Regions from separate parts of the Mus musculus genome. Here all the other regions are linked to region 1. A link is a loop called in an ENCODE intact Hi-C map of the cell type or tissue named here. Cell type or tissue: left cerebral cortex. All regions are shown on one strand. Links, peaks and the distances in the headings refer to the core of each region. The heading gives the core; the rest is flanking DNA.

Region 1 (7,994 bases), core at 2,925-5,424:
GAGATCCTGGTGAAGAGACAGTGATTCTCACACCTCCTACCTCCAACAGTCTCTTTCACAACACCCACGCTCTGTGAACTCTGCTCTGCCTATGTGGAGACTGATGCCATGACATGTCACTGGCATGCCGGCTGCTGGTCTTTGTCTTATGTGTGAAAATCTTCAGTCATGAGGAACAGTTTTCTTCAAAATAGCATCCTCAGGAGGAACAGAAATGACGAGGCCCCACACCACTCCTACCATCAGTAATGGGCCTGTTCTCCACTGGCAGCCACACTGCCCTTCCTCCTTCCTGCCTGTGCTGGGTGATATCAGAAGAATCAAATGCATAAGTCTTTTCTCAGAAGATGAGATTTAAAGGATGTGGCTGAAAGAATAAGAGAAAAGTCTAGGCTAGACAAGCATCTACCACAAGTCCAGCATGGCAGTATAGGGCTTTAATTACTCTAGAATCTTCTTAAGTGTCACCTCTGCATTCTAAAGGACAGGGACAAAGGAAGAGACCTGTGGACATCTGAGCAAACTGTTTACTTAAGAAAGAATTTCTAGTTTTGAAGTCATACCTGCCCAGAAACATTCAGTCTGAACATTCTCCAGGCTGTGCCTCCCTCCACCTGCCTACCTGGACAATGGTTAACTATCACACACAGATTTTATTCCTACCTGTGGCAGTCTGAATGAAAGTGGCCCCCATTGGGCCACACCCGGCTTGTAGCTGTCTTGAGACACACACCAGAAGAAGGCATCAGATCCCATTACAGATGGTTTTGTGCCACCAGGTGGTTGCTGGGAATTCAACTCAGGACCTCTAGAAGAGCAGTCAGTGCTCTTAACTGCTGAGCCATCTCTCCAGCCTTGTTTTTACAAATTTTTATATTATTGAACTCATGGGCTTTTTCACAAGACCATGTGCTCCTTACCTATCTATGAAGTTATGTCTTCTGAGGCCTCTGGGTACCTCAATTTCATATTACAAACTGAAAATATCCTTTACCATTCCCTGAATCTTGCTGACCATTGTCCTGTCTGCTGCTGTTTCCATGTAAATAGCAGGTGGTGAGCTGCATTGAGACCCTGAGAGGGAAGGACTCCAACCCTCTTTCAAAGCACTGACCTGCCATTAAGTTCTGTCTTTTAACCTGTGTCTCATTCTGGGGAAAACAGATTCCTTTATGACATTAGTATTCATACAAAAGCATTTTACTTATTTTATTGTACTGTGGAAAACCAGTAAGTGTCACTATCTCATGTGGACATTAGATCATGTTATAATGTAACTCAGTGCAGATAGCCTACCTGTATGCAGGATACTGTCATGGGGTATTTTTCTATTTGATGGTGTTTAATGATTTAGGTTCTCAATAACTTAGGCTTGCCTACTAGCTATTTACTGACAAACAGAAAAAAGGGGGCTTAAATGTACTGTTAGGGCTCAAAATTTTTAGGTAGGGTAAGGAAATTTCTTTTACATAAGGCATCCTTTGTGATATTAAAAGTCACACAATTCTCTTTTTTTGCAAAATTTAACAAATATATGATGGTTGTAATCAGCACTGTAACCAATACCATATTGACGATGTTGATTCACATTCTTCTACTCTAGTCAAAAGTAAAATCTTTTCATTTCTTACCTATAGCTAATGATGGTGTGAAGAGCAGAATAGATATTTAATTGATAAATATTAAGTAGTTTCTCCTTTTTCTTCATCCATATGCTGTAATGTGTAAGGACAGAGTCGTTTTGCAAACATTCCAAACATGAAACATTCCACCTTCTTATCTTCAGAAAATATATAAAGAATAAAATTAAAGAAAAACATGGCATAAGTTCCTATACTCAGAGCAACCTGCTGCCAAGACATGGAAGGAAGCACAAAATGAACACAGTGGATCACAGAACATGATCTCTTAAGTAAATCTTTTAAAATTTGAAAGTGAAAATTTGTTTAGTTCTTAGAAAACATGAAATTAATGTTTGTCCCAAGGAAAAATGACTACCTTGCCTTTTTAAGCTAAAAGAAAGATTAAAGGTAATTCCAATTTAAAAAACACTATATTTTCAGAGCAAAGATGTGCTAGCACACATCTGCAGTGCTGTAGAGTATAGAGATAAGGGGATCTTATCTGGACAGCTTTGTGCATGTCCTGGACCTCTTATACAACCTCAGTCCCACTGTGTCAGGAGCCATAATGGGACAAGCTAATAACTAGCAGGTGATCATCCTGAAGTGTCCTGCCTCGGATTATTATATAATCTTTGACAGGTGAGCCCTCACTAAGCAAGGCTGTGTGGGACTCATTTTAGGAAAGTTTCCTGCTATTAATATGCTTTTCCTGTTATTAATAAACATATGTAACTACCACTAAGTAGCAGCACATCCCTCTGGAGCAGATCTCTGCAGAGCCACGGAGATGCACTATCTTGTAGAGATGCTGTATAGACAAATAGATAACTAAAGTCTTAATGATGATCCTATAATAATTCCTAAAATTATATTTGTGATTATTAAGCTCTTTTATAATGGGACTACTATTAGGTCCTTTTCTGATCATCAATGTTTCAATGAGAACTCTCCCAGACTCTCAAGTGTCACCAGGTCATTGTTCATAGATAGTAACCAGACTTTCTCCTACTCAGAGCACAGTTCAAGAGGTTGTAAAACAATTTTAAAAAGGTCATAAAAAGGGAACTGATGATTTATTGTAGGTGCTAGGACAGAAGATAGAATACTGACTGGGTTTATCTATACAGAACTTCACTTATAACTTAGTCATGGTTTTAAACCTTCATTGAACCTGTGGAGCTGAGACAGGTGATGGATGTTTGCTAGGTAATCACTCCTAATGGATATGCATGTAAACATTCTCTGTTGTAAACTTCTATTTCAGTTTATGATTTGATTTTCTGTGTGAACTTTTGATGAACTTTTAACATGTGATCATGTATGCTGAATGATGTTTAAGGGCTGAGGACAAAGAGTCAGAACTGAGGGACTGGGGTGAGAGGAACAGAGGTGAGAAGAACTGAGCTGAGAGAGGAACTGAGCTGAGGAGAAGTTTTTAGACAGAACACTTTTTAGGTTAGAAGGAGAATGCAGAATGGAGTAGCTTAGAAATTATAGGTAACATAAAATACTAAGAGAGCAATGTGCAGAATGCAGAGGGAAAGAGGAGAAAAGAAGATGTCCCAGGGAGCAGAAGGAGCAGGCAGTCTTCTCCTAACCATGGGACAGAACAGGTGCCATGGTAAGAACAAGGCAGGTTTAATCTTACTAAAAGAAACAAAGCTTTTTTTCTATACAAACATGGGTTTAATTTATTTAGCATTAAAAAGGTAGAAGCCTTTTCTTTCTCTATGTAATAAAGATTGGAACACATTTTTTTTTTTTTCATCCAGATTGAGTGAATCCTTGCTGCGCCCATGCTTGGTCTTTTGCTCCATATGCATATGTAAGTATGGATGTGTGTGTAAGTATAAAATTGTGAGAATGTCTGCTTGTGTGTGTGTAAGTATGTAATTGTGAGAATGCATGAAAGCTGGGCCCAGCTGGGTTTGAATAAAAATGAATAAATGAGCATGAATGAAGCTCAATATGAATTTATGTGAGATTATGCATATTTGCTTATGTAAAAGTTTTTCCTTCTTAGAGTGTTATTCTCTTCTCCTGGTTCAATAGAAGTCTACTGCTCCAAACTCCCTCCCAGCAGGAGGCATCTGGACAATAGGGCAAAGGGTCTAGCAATTAATCCTTTACTTAATCTCCTGCTGTTTTAGGATGAGGTGCTGAGTGCCAGAAACTGTGATTTCTGGCCTCAGAGGATCACAGAAGGCAGGTCAGCTACAACAGCATAGTAACTTAGACTTAGATAAGTAAACATTTTATTATACAGCAACCCTAAATTTTCGGTGAGACAAAGTCTTACCCTAGAATCTCAAAAGACAAAAGTCTTTCCCTCAGCCTACTCTTCCCCCTCCGCTTCCTCAATAAGACCAAAACCAAAAAAGAAGAAACACCCCACGCTGGGGCTGGCCCACTGCATAACTGCATCCTTTTAAACTGATTATTAAGATTGAAGCAAAAATAAATTACACTATGACTATAACAAACCAGAAATTAATAAGCCTATTAATTTCTATAAACTATTGTTTCCCCAAATCTCTCTTTAATTGTTAATACCCTTCCGCTTATGGGACAGATTGATAACTCCCCTGCAAGTTGAGTAATGGGCTATGCAAGCTCCCTACCTTGATTCAAGGAGGAAGAAGGCAAACAGCCTACTGAGGGAAGCTGTGGCTGAAGTTAGGCCCTGGTGATGACAGGGTCACTGCCCACCTAGGGGAGGAGCAAGCGGCTGAGCAGTGGCAGGTGGAGTGGTGGGGCTTCCCTGCGGTTGCGCGGGGAGACAGATGGGTAGGATATCTGAGGACTCGCACTAGTACTACAGAAATGCAGATCCCCGTAGATCTGGAAGAGGTTGGGCCCTGGACAGAAGCTTGGGCTGAGAACCTCTACACTGTGTACCTTCAGCACACTCTAACCCTAGGGGAGGTACTCGCGTCACTCAAGACTTACTGGCCAATCAGAGCCTTTAGGCGAACCTGCCAGTCAGAAGGGAAGGCGGGGTTTCCGGGTGCCTTGGTGCCGGTTTCGCTTAGTAGCTGAGCAGGCTGTGCTCTCTGTCCTGCCGCTGGATGCTGTGGAGGGTGTTAAGGCAAGCTTCGAAGTTGCGACATGGTGAGTACAAGGTCACTGAAAACAATGGGGAGAAGCAGGGGTCTGAGCAGCGCGAGCTGCTGCGGTGGGTCTTTCCCGGGACTCAGTGGGAATCTGCAACCATGTGTGAGGTCCCCTGAGGTCCTAGCCACTCGCGGGACCCAGCTATAGCCTCTGAATAACTTCACTGTGTGGGATGCATCTGTGCAGAGCATTTGGCCTGTGTGTAGAAAGATCTTTGGCTTGATCCCAAACTCAGAGAGTCCTAGTTTCTACAAGTTCTGTTGTTAGCATTTGACATTAAGGTGGACAATCCATTTGGAGTTAATTTTGTGGAGGTTGTGTGCTGGGTAGCAATCCAATATCAAGCTGTGATGTAAAAGTGCAGGATTGATGATGTAAAGGATTTACTAAAGCTTAGCGGATAGTAAGGCACTCCAAGTAGAATTTAGCTGAGGGTGCACTGCATGTAACACATCCCACAGATAAGTAATGTGCTAACCAGGGCATTTAGAGTATAGGTTACTAGGATACACATGCTTGTTCACCAGGATTGCCCAGATATATGGTTCCAAACCATAACAAAGGAAACAAACTTGATTTACAGCAAGCATCTAGGCCCATCTCCATATCAAAGAGCAGGCCTCTAACCAGCTGCTCAATGAGGCATTACAGGATCACAATCTACAGTAAGGCCTGGTGTGCCATAAAGGTTCTGTTTTCTTCTTGAGAAAAGCATAGTTCTGACACATTGGCAAGATGACACATAGTGACAGCCATGTGAAAGGGGGAAAAAGAAAAGAGAAGAAAACTTTTGTATTATTGAGTACTGGCCTGATCAAGCTGTAATTTCCCTGAGGTCCCCATGTCTGGAGCAGGACACAGCTCCTTCTGAAACCCAGGAACATGCTTGGCTGAGCCAGTCACAGCCTGGGGCCTACTCAACTGGGTCCTTGGGAGCTTACCCTGAGGCCCTGGGTATAGAGATAAAACCAGGGCCTTTTCTAAAATCAGGAATACACTTGGGAGAGCTGGTAATGGTCTGGGCCCAGGGCCTTTGGGAGGAGTTGAATCAGATTCTGAGAGCACAACTTCCCACCATATGGGGCTGTGGTTATCAGTTCCAAGGCCACTAGAAGTTTGGTCAGAAATGTTTTTGAGAAACCCTGAGTTGTCCCTTGTGCAGCAGTGTTTGATTAGCCTTCTCCTGAGTGTGTCCCATTGTCTGATGTTTCTGTAAACTTCATACTTTCTTCATCTTTCTGCTGACTTCAGAGGTGTCTCCCATCTCCTCCCTTTTCCCTCATGTCAATCGTGTACAAGATGGTATTCTTAAGAAGCTGACTTAGCATAAGCCATAGCTTGTGTAAGACCTCCCCACCCCAGCAGAGAATGCTCTGGGGCCTCTGTTTGTAAGTGGGACCAGTAGTAGCTGGAGGGATCAGAAATGTACCAGTTAGGGGTCACTATGGGTTATTTTTGTGGGAGTTGTGAAGTCTGTGTTTATTCCATTTGTATACACATGCAGTCATGGGTAATATTGATCATGTTTACATTTTTCCTGGCTGAGTTTCCTTAGGTCTTTTGATGGAAACTTGACTATAATTTGGGGCTTATGTTCTTGGCTTTTTTCTCTACATCTCATTTTTTCACGAATGTTGTAAAGCTTTGGATTGTTGTAGTTCTGTGATAAGTACGGATAGAATTTACATTGTGCTGAAAGGCTTACTATTTCTTCATCACCCTAGTGACAATTCTGAGGGTTTTTTTTTTTTTTTTTTAACATGGCAGATAGCTTTGGAATCAGCTTTTCTGTTAGGAGTTTTCTTTAGATTGTTTTGAATTTATGCTGCAAATTAGAAATACCCAACATCCCTTTTATTTTTGAAAACCTCCCTATAATGGTGTTTTTTACAGTTGTAAGTATGTGAAACTGAAAATGATGTGAAATCATATACAAAGCTATAGAAAGAGGACTTTAGCATAGACTTTAGGGACACAATACGTTGTTAGGGTTACATAAATGATATCTCACTAAGTGTAACTTAATTGAGAAAACAAAAAGAGTGAAAATAAGACATCGTCCAGAATTGAACAATGAATATGAATGTGGTACAGGATTGTGTATTAGGAATAAACTCTGAAAGCAGTAGGTTGGGATTTTCCATAGATGTCAACTAAAATTAGTTAAGACCACGTTGTGTTATAGTTGATGTAAAATTTTACTTATTTTAATATATATATTCTCATACATTTGGACATAGCACCTACTCCCAAGCAACCCCATTCTACCGAGTCCTCATAACAATGACAGAATTGCCATGGATCCCAGCAGTTTTCTCAGTATAGTTTCCATGCACTTGAAATTAGTTTAAAGAAGAACCAGAATTCTCATGTTCATTGCAGTTGTATTATGGTAGCCTAAATATGAGAATTACCTCAGTGCTCATTTGTTGAGGACAAGCTAGGTGCCTCAAGGTGACATTGTGCTAAAGGAAAGAAGACAATAGTGAAAGTTAAAGGATTAAGTTCTTGTAAAGACTCTCACAGTCAGTGCTCTATTGGTCATAAAAACGACATGTAATTACCGCTTAAGCACTGTTGACCCATTCCTTTTCCCATATAATTTTAATCTTTCGTGCACCCTTATTGTCAGATGGGTATGAGGACTTGAGCCATCTTGTCTTTCTGCAGGTAGCAGTGGAAAATGAAGAGAGACCATTCAGCTCAGTCAGTCAACAGGATCTCAAGGGAGAGCGAGGATTGAAAAGAAGACAGACAACCCTGTAACATGACTCCAGCCAGTGCTGAGGCTGAAGCAGGTCTATTTTTCTCAAGCCTGCTTTTATACCATTTTAAGTACATGCCAATAATATGGTCAGTTCTAGGTCAAGGAATACACAAGCTAATAAGCAAAGTCCAGGAATCATAGTTTTAAGGGGCTTATCAGCAGGACTTAGATAACTCCTTGGCTGAGTTTACCTGGAGCTTTGTATTAGCCCAAATGTAACTATTCTATTCTGAGCCTACTTCCTAAGTCCTAGCCCAAAGTCAGATTCCTACCTGAGCCTACTTCCATGTCCTTGTTCAATGTCAAATTCCTGCCAACTCCCTACAGAATGGCAGAAAGCACAAAATCTAGCTGAAGCAATCTCCTTCAAAGGGTTTTACTAATGTTTATTTAGCATATTATATGGAGAAGAGAAATGAACTATCAAGCTTTCTGTAGCAAGAGTTGTTATAGATGGGAAGCAAATGTGGTATTATAGTATACTGTAC
Region 2 (7,994 bases), core at 3,047-5,546, 180 kb before region 1:
TGTCTTCTCAGTTCCTTGACCTAGAACTGACCTTATTACTGGTATGGACTTAAAATGGTACAAGAGCAGGCTTATGAAAAATAGACCCACTTCAGCCTCAGCACTGGCTGGAGTATTGTTATAGTGCTGTCTAATTGTCTTCTTCTCTTCAATCCTTGTTCTCCCTTGAGATCCTGCTGACCTAATGGACACCCTTCATTTTCCATTTCTACATGCAAGGTAGACAAGATGGTTCAAGTTCTCATATCCATAAGAGAACACTAAAGATTAAAATTATATGGAAAAAGAAATGCGTTGGCAATGCTTAAGCTGTAATTACATGCCGTTTTTAAGACCAATACAGCACTGACTGTGAGAGTCTTTACAAGTACTTAGTCCTTTAACCATTACTATTGTCTTCATTCCTTTAGCACAACTTCTCCTTGAGGCAGCCAGTTTTACCTCAACAAATGAGCACTGAAGTAATTCTCATATTTAGGGTACCACAAATACAACTGCAATGAACATGAGAATTATGATTCTTCTTAAAACTAACTTCAAGTGCATGGAAACTATACTGAGAAAACTGCTGGGATCCATGGAAGTTCTGTCCTTTTTATAAGAACTAGGTACAATGAGGTTGCTTGAGTGTAGGTATTATATCCAAATGCATCAAAATACATATATTAAATGTGTTCAGTTTTATATCAACTATAACACAATGTGGCCTTAACTAATTTTAGTTAATATCAATGGAATATCCCAACCTGCTGCTATCAGAATTTATTCCTAATACACAACCATGTGCTACATTCATATTCAGTGTTCAATACTGGACAATGTCGTATTTATACTCTGTTTTCTCAACTTATACTTAGGGAGATATCATTTATGTGACTCTAATAATGTATTCTGATGTACTCTGTGTCACTAAAGTCTATGCTAAAGTCCTCTTTCTATAGCCTTATACATTATTTCACATCAGCTTCAATTTCACACACTTACAACTGTAAACAACACCATTATAGTGATGTTTAAAAGGGGGGGGGTGTTGGGTAGGTTTAATTTGCAGCATAAATTTTAAACAATCTAAAAAAAAACTCCTAACAGGAAAGCTGATTCCAAAGCTACCTGCCATGGGAAAAAATCTCAGAATTGTCACTAGGATGATAAAGAAATTGTACACATTTTGGCACAATATAAATTCCATCCATACTTATCATAGAGCTACAACAATCAAAAGCTTTACAACATTTGTGAAAAAATAATGAAATGTAGAGGAAAAAAAGCCAAGAAAATAAGCCCCAAATTATAGTCAGGTTTCAATTAAAAGACCTAAGGAAACTCAGCCAGGAAAAATGTGAACATGACTAATATTACCAATGATTGCATGTGTATACAAATGGAATGAACACAGACTTCACAACTCCACAAAAATAACTAAAAGTGATCCCTCACTGTTATATTTCTGACCCTCCAGCCACTACTGACTTCACTTCCAAACAGAGGCTCTAGAGCTCTCTCTGTATGGAGGTCATCAGAAAGCTGGGCTATGGTTCTGCAGCACCTAATACCCACTAGAGATCTCACACAAACCCAGCCCCAATGAGCCCACACACAAACCAAGGTTGAGGAATAATTTAATGTCTGCGTCCTGCCACATGGATTATAGCACATGATTTAGAATCTGCCCTAGCCACCTGCACACCACCATGCACACTTAAGAATCCTCTGCATCTCAGAAACTCCTTGGCGACCCTGGAACTGAATTTCCCTGAATCACTCCAGTCATTGTGACTGGTGATAGTGGAGAGGAAAAAGGATTTTAATCAAAGATGGCCAAAGGAGGATCCCCATAACCTCATCTCTACCAGTTTCTAAACTATTTGTAAAATTTATCACACAAAACTGAATTTGCAATGAAATGTTCAGAACCTCTACAAACCAGATTTTCAGTTTTGAAATTCATCTTCTCATAACAAAAGCACTGCTTGTGTGTGCATAGCGGGCAGTGAGATTATAAGCAACACAGCTTCCTATGGCCAGAGCTGCAGAACCTCCTCCTCCCCAGGAAATGCACACAGAGGCCAAGGCCTTTTGCCCAGGTTACCACATGTACCAAAAGAAACACAGTCTGTTTCACAGTCCATCACAGTCCAATAAGATTGTTTAGCCAACTTGTTCTTCCTGGTGGCTGTCACAATCACAATGGCATGGCTTGTGGTCTCCCTCACAGCTCTCTGATGAACTGCATCAGAGGAGAATTATGGAAAGAACCTGCAAGCTACTCCTCCTGATTGCTAGGCTGCCCAGAAGACAGTAGCAGCTCTCCTACTGGAGAAGTAGAGATGAAATGACTCAGACAGCACAGGCCTTCCAGCTCTCCCCTTCCAGCCCACCCTAGGGGCAGACAGAGCCCTAGTATAGTAAGTTTGTATTTTATTAGAATCTTCTACTCTCCCAGGTGGGGAGAGTTCTTGGGACCGCTTCTAGGAAAAAATGGCAAGAATATTTGACACTGGGCTAGGTCAAGGAAGTAAGCTCAAAAAAAGTACAGCTGAGGAATGTGTTCCTCATATCTTGTCATACCTTGATCATCTTGATAAGACTCTGAATACAGCAACCGGGGAACTTTGTTTACACCCTTTTTCTTACATTTCTACTTTGTTTATGCCTTAAAACTGACCCTACTCTTTGTTTGTACCCAGGCAGTCAAGGTGGGTCAGGGTCTGTTGGCAGATTTCCCAGTCTGATGAGTCATGGAATGATAAGAGGAGGTATACCTGAGGCTCAAGGGAGGTGCCTCTGGAAAAGAACCGATAGTCTGTGTATATTTCGGGAGATTGTTTCTGTTAGCTTGTGGCTTTGCTTTCCAAGGTTCTGTGGGGTATAAAAAGACTATGAAAAATAAACTCAAGGCTGGTGGTTGCTGCTGGTGCTCCTGCTGAAGTATTAACCAGCAGTTCTCCCAAATCTAATTCTTGGCTTTGCATCTTCCTTCTACCTCCTATTTTGTTCCTTGCTCCCTCATCAGAGACTGTTTGACTCATGCTGGGGGATCCAGTACAAGGACAGAAACTCGACTCAAGGACCTCTTTCTCCTCCATCCCTGTTTCTCTCCTGTCTGCTGTTAAGGGGTGAAACAGTTGCGGGGGGGTCACGGAAGGGGATTAAGGGAGGGGAAAAAGAAGAAACCATAAAGTAGCAAAGACCAGCTACACTGATTAAGGGTAAAGAGGAACCAGACTAGGATGGATTTTGCCTTCCACATATGCTGCCACCCTTAAGTCTCTTCTAGGTTCAGGTTCCAGGTTAAGTTTTGAACAACTTAAATACAGACTGGAGACTGCAAGTCTAGCCACTAAGACACATGGGAAATTTGCACAGCAAGCATATTCCAGGATCATTTCTTAAGGACACCAGTGCCCTAACACAGCAGGTTAGTGACAGCGTCCTAAGTGGAAGGTTCCAGATGATGAAAAACATCGGAAAAGGAAAAGGTAGAGAGTATAAAAGCTGGGGTGGGGAGGTCTTACACAAGCTATGGCTTATGCTAAGTCAGCTTCTTAAGAATACCATCTTGTACACGATTGACATGAGGGAAAAGGAAGGAGATGGGAGACACCTCTGAAGTCAGCAGAAAGATGAAGAAAGTATGAAGTCCACAGAAACATCAGACAATTGGACACACTCAGGAGAAAGCTAATCAAACACTGCTGCACAAGGGACAACTCAGTGTTTCTAAAAAACATTTCTGACCAAGCCTCTAGTGGCCTTGGAACTGATAACCACAGCCCCATATGGTGGGAAGTTGTGCTCTCAGAATCTGATTCAACCCCTCCCAAAGGCCCTGCCCCAGACCATTACCAGCTCCCAGGCACATTCCTGAATTTAGAGAAGGAGCTCTGCAAATGCACCCAAGAGGAGGAGATGTCAGGAAAGAATCAGACTCCGGGGTGAAATCAAGCAGTAGAAAGAAAAATAACTATATACAGAATCAACAAGACCAGGAGCTGTTTCTTTGAGAAAATCAACTAGATAAACCAGACTAACCAGAGGACACAGAGACAGTATCCTAATTAATAAAATCAGAAATGAAAAGGAGGATATAACAGTGAAGTATATCTTAAAATAATTATTCTCTTTTAAAAATATTAACAATTGAAAATATTGAAAATGTTCTACAAAACAAAAAAAAAAACAAAAAACAAAAAAAAAACGAAGTCAAGGAGCCCTGTTTTCTCTATACCCAGGGCCTCAGGGAAAGCTCCCAAGGACTAGGCCCAGGCTGTGAATGGCTCTGCCAAGCATGTTGTTGGGTTTCAGAAGGAGCTGTGGCCTGCTCCAGACATGGGGACCTCAGGGAAAGTGTAGCTGGATCAGGCCTGCACTCAATGCAATGGTTGTGGGCTTTTTGTTTTGTTCTTTTAAGTTTTCAAATGGTTGTCACTAGATGCCATCTAGCCAGTGTGGCAGAACTATGTTTTTCTCAAGAAGAAAACTGAACCTTATGGCACAAGAGGCCTTGCTGTTGGTTATGATCCTGTAATGCCCCATTGAGCTGCTAGTTAGAGGCCTGCTCTTTGATAAGGAGATGGGCCTAGTGGCAGATTATAAATCGTTTGTTTCCTTTGTTATGATTTCTGGACAATGCTGGTGAACAAGCATGTGTATCCTAGCATCCTAACCTCTAACTGCCCTGGTTGGCATAGTACTTATCTGTGAGGTGTGAGGCAGTCCTCCCTCAGCTAAATTCTACTTGGTGTGCCTTACTATTTCCTAAGCTTTACTAAATCCTTTACATCATCAATTCTACTCTTTAACATCACAGCTTGACATTGAATTGCTACCCAGCACAAGAGATGCCTTTTACAACCTCCACAAAATGAACTCCAAATGGATTGTCCACCTTAATCTCAAGTGCTAAGAACAGAACTTGTAGAAAGTTGGACTCTCTGAGTATGGGATCACGCCAAAGATCTCTCTACACACAAGCCAAATGCTCAGCACAGATGCAGCCCCCACGGGGAAGTTATTCAGACGCTACAGCTGGGACCCGCGAGTGGCTAGGACCACAGGGGACCTCACAGGTGGCCGCGGATTCCCACGCAGCGCAGGGAAAGACCCACACTAGCAGCTCGCGCTGCTTCTCCCCATTGTTTTCAGTGACCCTGTGCTCACCATGTCGCAACTTCGGAGCTTGCCTGAGCACCCTAAACAGCATTCAGCCTCAGGACGGAGAGCACAGAACAGGGGACCAATCAAGTAGGCTCAGCAACTAAGCGAAACAGGCTCCAATGCACCCGGAAAAACCCGCCTTCCTTTTGATTTGCAGGTCCGCCGAGAGACTCTGATTGGCCAACAAGTCTTGAGTGACTGGAGCACCTCCCTTAGGGTTAGAGTGTGCTGAAGGTACGCGGTGTAGAGGTTCTCAGCCCAACAAGCTGCAAGTCCAGACCTGCAGGGATTTCCAATTCTGTAGTATTTGTGTCGATCCTCCAATAGGCTACCGATCTGTCTCCCCGCGCAGCCCCATGGAGGAACCATCAGTCCCCTGCCACTACTCTGCCGCTGGCTCCTCCCCTAGGTAGGCAGTAACCCTGTGATCGCCAGGGCCTGATGTCAGCCAGAGCTTCCCTCACTCACTAGGTTGTTTGCCTTCTTCCTCCTTAAATCAAGGTAGGGAGCTTGCATAGCCCATTCATTACTCAACCTGCAGGGGATTTATCAATCTGTCCCACAAGCGAAAAGGTGCCCAGAATATTAACAATTAAATTGTGTCATGGGCAAAGAATAGTTCTGTATTCTTGCTGTTGGGATTGAGACCCAGGAACAGAGGCTGATCTGCATATTATTAACATACCAAAGGAGCCATCCACCTGCCATGGGCAAACTGGGTTTACCTGAAACCTGTGGAAATGAATAGGTATTGGGGTGAGAGAAGAATGAAGCCAAGCAAAGGTTCTGATCAAGGCTCAAAATTTAATAATAAGGTTTGCGTTTATAAAGGGAAAACCTACAAAATCCATCCCCCTCTTCAGCTGCAGTATGTTGTAGAGCAATGTCAGTGCAGGCAGCCAAAACAGCTAAGTTCCCATGAGAACCTGCACCTCAACAAAGACAGATGTCTCTGTCCTGGGTTGTCATGGCGAATGTTCAAGGTCTGCTTAGTCTGCGCAAGGCTGGGAAGGTTAGAGCTGGGCCTCCAGGTTCTCCCAGCACTCCTCAGTCTCCACCTGTTACAGGGCAAGGTTGACAGACCCCACCTTGTACCTTGAACTCCCAGCCCAGCGGCCAGGCTTTCCCTTCCTAGAAGCCCTTCCTATATAATCCAGACATTTTGTACTCTTTGTGTCTCTGTTTCTCTGTCTCCATCTCTCTCCCCTTTCTTCCCTCTCCAGTCTTTCTCCCTCCTTCTCCCTCCACTTCCCCTCCCAATCCCTACTCCCCTGCATTTTTCTCTCCCAGCTTGCCTTGCTGGCTTTTTCTCCCCACCTCTGCTCCTTATTCTCCCATCCCATAACTTCTCTGACCTCCTTGGGACCAGTGAACTCTCTGCTGCCTTGGGATCAGTGAATCCTCTAGAGAGCTACCCCTAATAACCGGAAAATACTCTAATTTCACTTCAGTTGAGTCCTTCACGCTGGGCTTAGGTAAAGTGCAGCTAGTTTTCAGCTGGTAGGTATGTGAACCCTGGGAGACAAACAGGAACCAGATGACAAACCCTGTGGAGCACTGCTGTTAGCCAGCACACCTTCCTCCGTGGGAAGCTGAACACACATTCGCACATAGAACTGTATTAGTGAAGGTTCTCTAGATGAACAGACCTGATAGGAGGAATCTAGGTATGTACAAAGTGGATTTATTGGAATATTTCACAGGCTGTAGTCCAACTAGTCCAACGATGGCTAACTTAGCACGTGTAGGAGTAGGAAACCTAGATGTGAACGTATCCAGACTCCCTCAATAAAATCCCAGTGCTTCCTTTCTTGAAGGAAATCACTGCCTTGGAATTGACTCCTATTCTCACCTTGCTGACCACGGGGGTGGGGGTGGGGGGGACATCTGTCTCCATTCTTTCATTGAGGCTTTTCCTATAGTCAAACTGACTACATGTGGAATTAACTAAACCTGAAAGAGTTTGGGTACTGGGGTGGGTTTTTTTGTTTGGTTTGGTTTTGTTTTGTTTATAGCTTTCGAACTGTGAAAACCCTTCTTTAATCTGGATTTTTTTGAGGTGATAAGACCCCCCTTTACTCTAGGCCACAGCTTCTGTCGGCACCCTACATAGAGAAAGGACACTGAAGATGGGAGCGGGTTCTCTTTGTCTACCTACCTTACATCTGGCTAACAACTTCCCAACTTCCTTCTGTCCTTCCTTTCTTTATTCTTCTTCTTTTGTGTGTGTGTGTGTGTGTGTGTGTGTGTGTGTGTGTGTGTGTGTGTGTGTGTTTGAGAAAGGGTTTCTCTGTGTAGCCTTGGCTGTCCTGGAACTCACTCTGTAGAACAGGCTGGCCTTGAACTCAGAAATCCACCTACCTCTACCTCCCAAGTGCTGGGATTAAAGGCATGTGCCACCACTGCCTGCTTCCTTCCTTCCTTCCTTCCTTCCTTCCTTCCTTCCTTCCTTCCTTCCTTCCTTCCTTCCTTCCTTTCTTTCTTTCTTTCTTTCTTTCTTTCTTTCTTTCTTTCTTTCTTTCTTTCTTTCTTTTCCTGGCATTAAAAAGCCAACTTCACTGAAACTCCAGTATATACTGAAGACTGAGACATCCAACCACATTTACTGAACCACACTGGATTATTCAACTTTCCATTGGTAGACAGCCACTGTTAGACTGTGAGAAATTAAGATAAATTCACTTTCAACATGCATACAGAGATTCATTCTATCAGTTCTGTTCATCAAGCGAATCTTTACTAAAATAGCTGTGTGTGTGCACAGGTTTTTGTTTTTCATCCTTCCCACTGAGAAAGATGTGCCAGCTAACAATAGTGCTCCACAGTGTTTGTCATTT
Region 3 (7,994 bases), core at 1,826-4,325, 130 kb after region 1:
GAAGAGGGCATCAGGTCCCATTACAGATGGCTTTGAGCCACCATGTGGTTGCTAGAATAAAACTCAGGACTTGGAAGAGCAGTCAGGCCTCTGGGTACCTAAATTTCATATTACCAACTGAAAGTATCCTTCACCACTTGCTGAACCTTATCCTGTCTGCTGCTGTTTCCATGCTAGTAAATAGCAGGTGGTGAGCTGCATTGAGACCCTGAGAGGGAAGGACTCCAACCCTCTTTCAAAGCACTGACATGCACTAAATTCTGTCTTTAATGTGTGTCTCTTTCTGGAGAAAACAGATTCCTTTATGACATTAGTATTCATACAAGAGCATTTTGCTTATTTTATTGCACTATGGAAAACCAGTAAAGGTCACTATCTCATGTGGACAATAGATCATGTTATAATGTAACTTGGTGCAGATAGCCTACCTGTATGCAGGATACTGTCGTAGGTATTTTTCTATTTGATGGTGTTTAATGATTTAGGTTCTCAATAACTTAGGCTTGCCTACTAGCTATTTACTGACAAACAGAAAAAAAGGGGGCTTAAATGTACTGTTAGGGCTCAAAATTTTTAGGTAGGGTAAGGAAATTTCTTTTACATAAGGCATCCTTTGTGATATTAAAAGTCACAAAGTTCTCTTTTTTGCAAATTTTAACAAATATATGATGGTTGTAATCAGCACTGTAACCAATACTATATTGAGGATGTTGGTTTACATTCTTCTACTCTAGACAAAGTAAAATCTTTTCATTTCTTATCTATAGCTAATGATGGAGTGGGGAGCAGTGTATATATGAAGATATTTAATTGATAAAAATTAAGTAGTTGCTCATTTTTCTTCATCCATATTATGTAATGTGTAAGGACAAAGTCATCTTGCAAACAAGCATTCCAAACATAAAACATTCCACCTTCTCATCTTCAGAAAATATATAAAGAATAAAATTAAAGAAAAACATGGCATAAGTTCCTATACTCAGAGCAACCTGCTGCCAAGACATGGAAGGAAGCACAAAATGAACACAGTGGATCACAGAACATGACCTCTTAAGTAAATCATTTAAAATTTGAAAGTGAAAATTTGTTTAGTTCTTAGAAAACATGAAATTAATGTTTGTCCCAAGAAAAAACGACTACCTTACCTCTTTAAGCTAAATGAAAGATTAAAGGTAATTCCAATTTAAAAAACACTATGTTTTGAGAGCAAAGATGTGCTAGCACACATCTGCAGTGCTGTAGAGTGTATAGATAAGGGGATCTTATCTGGACAGCTTTGTGCATGTCCTGGACCTCTTATACAACCTCAGCCCCACTGTGTCAGGAGCCATAATGGGACAAGCTAAAAACTAGCAGGTGATCATCCTGAAGTGTCCTGCCTCGGATTATTATATAATCTTTGACAGGTGAGCCCTCACTAAGCAAGGCTGTGAGGGACTCATTTTAGGAAAGTCTCCTGCTATTAATATGCTTTCCCTGTTATTAATAAACATATATAACTACCACTAAGTAGCAGCACACCCCTCTGGAGCAGATCTCTGCAGATCCACGGAGATGCACTCTCTTGTAGAGATGCTATATAGACAAATAGATGACTAAAGTCTTAATGATGATCCTATAATAATTCCTAAAATTATATTTGTGATTATTAAGCTCTTTTATAATGGGACTGCTATTAAGTCCTTTCCTGATAATCAAAGTTTCAACGAGAACTCTGCCAGTCCCTCAAATGTCACCAGTTAAATGCTCTTAGATAGTAACCAGACTTTCTCCTACTCAGAGCACATTCCAAGAGGTTGTTAAAAAAAAAAAAAAATGACCAAAGGGAACTAATGATTTATTATAGGAGCTAGGACAGAAGGTAAAATACTGACTGGGTTTATCTATACAGAACTTCACTTATAACTTAGTTATGGTTTTAAGCCTTCTGTGAACCTGTGGATCTGAGACAAGTGATGGATGTTTAGCCAGATAATCACTCCTAATGGATATGCCTGTGTTGTGCCCACCTCGGCCGGCAAGGAAGACACAACACGGTTGGATTCTTCCCAACAGCCTTTATTGCAGGAACACCTCGATGCTGCTAAGGGGACCTTGGGAACCCAGGGAGGTCTGCTTATATACTCTCAGCCCCCATCCACTCAAGGCAGGCCAAGCCACCTCACCAGGCATGCAGCTTCAGCCAATGGGGGCAGCAGGGGCACGCCTCCACCAAATATGGACTTGTTTACACCGCCAGCATTATGGTGCACCTGCTCTCACGATGGTCGATGGTCATGGCTTATTTTCAGGTGTATGAGGAAGTCAGGTGCAAGTCATAAGACTTAGCTGCAGTCCCGGGCCGCTCCTCACATGCCTGTAAACATTCTCTGTTGTAAACTTCTATTTCAGTTTATGATTTAATTTTCTGTGTAAACTTTTGATGAACTTTTTAACAAGTGATCATGTATGCTGAAAGATGTTTAGGGGCTGAGGACAAAGCGAAGTGTCAGAACTGGGGGGCGCGGGTGATAAATTAGTAAGCCTATTAATTTCTATAAACTATTGTTACCCAAAATCTGTCTTGGATTGTTAGTATCTTGTGCACCCTTCCGCTTATGGGACAGATTGATAACTCCCCTGCAAGTTGAGTAATGGGCTATGCAAGCTCCCTACCTTGATTCCAGGAGTAAGAAGGCAAACAGCCTACAGAGGGAGGGAAGCTCAGGCTGAAGTCAAGACCTGGTGATCACAGGGTTACTGCCCACCTAGGGGAGAAGCAAGCGGCTGAGCAGCGGCAGGTGGAGTAGTGGAGCCTCCCTGGGGCTGCGCGGGGAGACAGATGGGTAGGCTATCGGAGGACAGGCACAAATACTACAGAAATACAAATCCCTGTAGATCTGGAAAAAGTCAGGCACTGGACTTGAAGCTAGGGCTGAGAACCTCTGCACTGTGTACATTCAGCACACCCTAACCCTAAAGGAGGTGCTCGAGTCACTCAAGACTTACTGGCCAATCAGAGCCTCTACGCGGACCTGCCAGTCAGAGGGGAAGGCGGGTTTTCCGGATACCTTGGGCCGGTTTCCCTTAGTAGCTGAGCAGGCTTGAATGGTCCCTTATGCTGTGCTCTCTGTCCTGCCGCTGGATGCTGTGGAGGGTGCTCAGGCAAGCTTGGAAGTTGTGACATGGTGGTGAGTACAGGGTCACTGAAAACAATGGGGAGAAGCAGGGGTCTGAGCAGCGCGATCTGCTGCGGTGGGTCTTTCCCGGGACTCATTGGGAATCAGCGGCCATGTGCGGTGTCCCCTGAGGTCCTAGCCACTCGCGGGACCCAGCTGTAGCCTCTGAATAACTTCACTGTGGGGGCTGCATCTGTGCAGAGCATTTGGCCGGTGTGTAGCGAGATCTTTGGCGTTATTCCAAACTCAGAGAGTCCTAGATTCTACAAATTCTGTTGTTAGCATTTGACATTAAGGTGGACAATCCATTTGGAGTTAACTTTGTGGAGATTGTAAAAGGCATCTCTTGTGCTGGGTAGCAATCCACTATCAAGCTGTGATGTAAAAGAGTAGAATTTATGATGTAAAGGATTTACTAAAGCTTAGCGAATAGTAAGTCACAGCAAGTAGAATTTAGCTGAGGGTGCACTGCCTGTAACATATCCCACAGATAAGTAATGTGCTAACCAGGGCAGTTAGAGTTTAGGATGCTATAATACATATGCACCAGGATTGCCCAGAAATATGGCTCCTAACCACAACAAAGGAATCAAACTTGATTTACAGTAAGCATCTAGGCCCGTCTCCATATCAAAGAGCAGGCCTCTAACCAGCTGCTCAATGGGGCATTACAGGATCACAATCTACAGTAAGGCCTGGTGTGCCTTACTTTTCTTCTTACTTTTCTTACTTTTTTTCTTTTCTTCTTGAGAAAAGCGTAGTTCTGACACATTGGCAAGATGACACATAGTGACAGCCATGTGAAAAGGGAAAAAAGAAAAGAAAAGACAAGAGAAGACAAGACTGTTTTATTGAGTGCAAGCCTGATCCAGCTACAGTTTCCCTGAGGTCCCCATGTCTGGAGCAGGACACAGCTCCTTCTGAAACCCAGAGCCAGTCACAGCCTGGGCCTAGTCCTTGGGAGCTTTCCCTGAGGCCATGGGTATAGAGAGAAAACAGGGCTCCTTTACTTTGTTTTTTTTGTTTTTGTTTTGTAGAAAATGATTTTAATATTTTCAATTGTTAACATTTTTAAAAGAGAATAATTATTTTAAGATATATTTCACTGTTATATCCTCCTTTTCATTTCTGATTTTATTTTTCTGATTTTATTAATTAGGATACTGTCTCTGTGCCCTCTGGTTAGTCTGGTTTTTCTAGTTGATTTTCTCAAAGAAACAGGTCCTGGTTTTGTTGATTCTGTATAGAGTTCTTTTTGTTTCTATTTGTTTGATTTCAGCCCCGAGTCTGATTCTTTCCTGACATCTCCTACTCTTGGGTGCATTTGCAGAGCTCCTTCTCTAAATTCAGGAATGTGCTTGGGAGCTGGGAATGGTCTGGGGCAGGGCCTTTGGGAGGGGTTGAATCAGATACTGAGAGCACAACTTCCCACCATATGGGGCTGTGGTTATCAGTTCCAAGGCCACTAGAAGTTTGGTCAGAAATGTTTTTGAGATACACTGAGTTGTCCCTTGTGCAGCAGTGTTTGATTAGCCTTCTCCTGAGTGTGTCCCATTGTCTGATGTTTCTGTGGACTTCCTACTTTCTTCATCTTTCTGCTGACTTCAGAGGTGTCTCCCATCTCCTTCCCTTTCCCTCATGTCAATCGTGTACAAGATGGTATTCTTAAGAAGCTGACTTAGCATAAGCCATAGCTTGTGTAAGACCTCCCCACCCCAGCTTTTATACTCTCTACCTTTTCCTTTTCTGATGTTTTTCATCATCTGGAACCTTCCACTTAGGACACTGTCACTAACCTGCTGTGGTAGGGCACTGGTGTCCTTAAGAAATGATCCCGGAATATGCTTGCTGTGCAAATTTCCCATATGTTTTAGTGGCTAGACTTGCAGTCTCCAGTCTGTATTTAAGTTGTTCAAAACTTAACCTGGAACCTGAACCTAAAAGAGACTTAAGGGTGGCAGCATATGTGGAATGCAAAATCCATCCTAGTCTGGCTCCTCTTTAGCCTTAATCACTGTAGCTGGTCTTTGCTACTTTATGGTTTCTTCTTTTTCCTCTCTTTAAAAAAACAAACAAACAAATATCACCATAATGGTGTTGTTTATAGTTGTAAATGTGTGAAACTTAAACTGGTTTGAAATAATGTACAAAGCCATAGACAGAGGACTTTAGCATAGACTTTAGTGACACAGAATACATTTCTAGTATCACATAAATGATACCTCACTAAGTTTAACTTAATTGAGAAAACAAAAAGAGTTCAAATAAAACATTGTCCAGAATTGAACAATGATATGTATGTGACACAGGATTGTGTATTAGCAATAAATTCTGATAGCAGTATTTTGGGATTTTTCCATAGGTATCAACTAAAATTAGTTTAGACCATGTTGTGTTCTAGTTGATATAAAATTGCACATATTTAATGTATGTATTCTGATATATTTGGCATAATACCTACACCCAAGCAACCCCATTCTACGGAGTTCTCATAAATGACAGAATTGCCATGGATCCCAGCAGTCTTCTCAATATAGTTTCCATGAACTTGAAATTAGTATTATGAATCCTCATGTTCATTGCAGTTGTATTCATGGTAGCCTAAATATGAGAATTACCTCTAGGCTCATTTGTTGAGGAATAGCTGGGTGCCTCAAGGGGACCTTGTGCTAAAGGAATGAAGACAATAGCAATGGTTAAGGACTAAGTACTTGTAAAGACTCTCAGTCCATGCTATATTGGTCCTAGAAGGACATGGAATTACAGCTTAAGCATTCTCAACCTATTTCTTTTCCCATATAATTTTAATCTTTATTGTATGCTTATTGTCAGGTGGGTATGAGAACTTACACCATCATCTCTACCTTGCAGGTAGCAATAGAAAATGAAGGGTGACCAAGCCAGCTCAGTCAGTTAGCAGTATATCAAGGGAGAGTGAGGACGGACAAGAAGACTGCAATTAGACAACACTGTAACATGAGTCCAGCCATTGCTTAGGCTGAGGCGGGTTTGTTTGTTTGTTTTTGTTTCATTGGTTGGTTGGTTTTTTTTGTTTTTTCAAGACAGGGTTTCCCTGTTTAGCTCTGGCTGTCCTGGAACTCACTTTGTAGACCAGGCTGGCCTCGAACTCAGAGTCCATCTGCCTCCCAAGTGGCATTAAAGTGGGATTAAAGGCTTGTGCCACCACCACCCTGGGGGTTTGTTTTTCTAAAGCCTGCTTTAATACCATTTTAAATACATACAAATAATAAGGTCAGTTCTAGGTCAAGGACAGAACAAGACAATAAGCGAATCCAGGGATCCTTGCTTCTTTTCTTTTTCTTTTTCTTTTTCTTTTTCTTTTTTTTTGGGGGGGGGGTGGCGGGGTTGGGGGTTTTTGTTGTTGTTGTTTTGTTTGTTTGTTTTCAAGACAGGGTTTCTCTGTGTAGCCCTGGCTATCCTGGAACTCACTCTGTAGACCAGGCTGGCCTCCAACTCAGAAATCTGCCTGCCTCTGCCTCCCAAGTGCTGGGATTAAAGGCGTGGGCCACTACTGGCCAGCCAGATCTTTGCTTTTAGGGGCTTATCAGGATGACCAAGATAAAGGAATGCCACACAATCCTTGGCTGAGTTTACCTGGAGCTTTGTATTAGCCCAAATGTATATATTCCTTTCTGAGCCTACTTCCATGTCCTAGCTCAATGTCAAATTCCTGCCAAATTCCTACAGAAAGGCAGAAAGAACAGAATCTAGCTGAAGCAATCTCCTCAAAGTGTTTTTCTAATGTTTATTTAGAACATTATGTGCAGAAGAGAAATGAAATATCAAGCTTTCTGTAGCAAGAGTTGTTATAGATGGGAAGCAAATGTGGTATTATAGTATACTGTACAAATGCAGAGAGTGGCTGTATTTGGATGGCATGAGAGCTTTCTGCCTATGAGTCATACTGCATGAAAAAGTAAAAATGAGATTAAGAAACAGACTGACTGTTTTGCTTGAATTTAAATAGTGATGATACATTACAATTGAACAATAGTCTTAAATAACTGACTCATCTCTGTGATGTCTCTGCATTAAGTAACTTAGATGGTAACACTTTCATTTTTGCTTTAGAGAATGTGTTTAAATATTTAACAATTTTATACATTGCTTTTTATTTTTAATTGTACAAAATTGCTACATTATTATAATTAATGCAGGAGTTTTGTACAACATCACATATTTATTTTTATTGACTAGTTATTTAAACATTGTTCTTTCTTAACAACAATCAAGCTTATTCGTTTGAAATGAAGTGAGAAGCATTGTAATTCCACATTTCAAACTAGTGAAAGCTAACACAAGAAAATGACTCATTTTGTTTCCTACTTGATATATATTTCATATTAAGAGCAAAACTTCTGATTTCACAGATATAGACTGGGCCCAAGATGAGCTCATCATGAACTCCTGTGTTGCAGGGTATTTGATCACATTGTGAACCAGAGACCCTCCAATTTCCTCAGGGGTGAGGGGTTTGGGGGGGGGGGGGAAGGTGTTTCTAATTGTGGTGTGGCTCAGCCCTTATTCAGCAGTTAAGCCTCAGATGCCCAAAATATTCTACCTAGATAAGATTGTACACAAGCTAAAGGCTTCCAGGACTAGGTCAACATTATGATAAGAAAGAAGTAAGCCTCCAAGATGATATTTTTACACTATTATGTGATGGTCACTGTCTACGAAATCAAAACGAGAACTGTATCTGTCACAATCATACTGTCCCTGTCTTCACTATTTTGCTCTTCTTTGTTGATTATTGCTTCCCTTTTTTGCTTTTTCATTTAAGCAATATTATATTAATTTTTAAATTGAAGATAG

The links. A loop is a pair of places that touch in the nucleus more often than their neighbours do. Peaks named below come from ENCODE experiments on the same cell type or tissue, not always from the same donor. Only the 100,000 strongest peaks of a DNase experiment are listed, where the experiment ranks them.
Region 2: it touches region 1 in a loop (4-fold over the local background); 2 of 42 quality-filtered maps call a loop at or near these places.
Region 3: it touches region 1 in a loop (2.1-fold over the local background); 2 of 42 quality-filtered maps call a loop at or near these places.

What each region holds. Positions count from the first base shown.
Region 1 is chr5:109,862,077-109,870,070 of GRCm38, forward strand. AB010352 (cDNA sequence AB010352) reads left to right here and starts at 4,635. Exons shown (of 4, transcript NM_001378279.1): 1 at 4,635-4,736. The coding sequence starts at 4,734. Gm35089 (a long non-coding RNA gene) reads right to left here and starts at 4,544. Exons shown (of 3, transcript XR_389508.4): 1 at 4,247-4,544; 2 at 1,632-1,780. In left cerebral cortex, for the core only: a CTCF peak has its summit at 4,462; DNase peaks (open chromatin) are centred at 4,589 and 5,166; H3K4me3 peaks cover 1,354 bases; H3K27ac peaks cover 1,029 bases.
Region 2 is chr5:109,685,576-109,693,569 of GRCm38, forward strand. It overlaps 5430403G16Rik (RIKEN cDNA 5430403G16 gene), which reads right to left and starts at 5,259. Exons shown (of 4, transcript NM_001378588.1): 1 at 5,161-5,259. The coding sequence starts at 5,163. It also overlaps the pseudogene Vmn2r-ps23. In left cerebral cortex, for the core only: no CTCF peak of the experiment used is centred there; DNase peaks (open chromatin) are centred at 4,607, 5,302 and 5,521; H3K4me3 peaks cover 670 bases.
Region 3 is chr5:109,993,464-110,001,457 of GRCm38, forward strand. It overlaps Zfp932 (zinc finger protein 932), which reads left to right and starts at 3,064. Exons shown (of 4, transcript NM_145563.2): 1 at 3,064-3,170. The coding sequence starts at 3,165. In left cerebral cortex, for the core only: no CTCF peak of the experiment used is centred there; a DNase peak (open chromatin) is centred at 3,035; H3K4me3 peaks cover 1,363 bases; H3K27ac peaks cover 628 bases.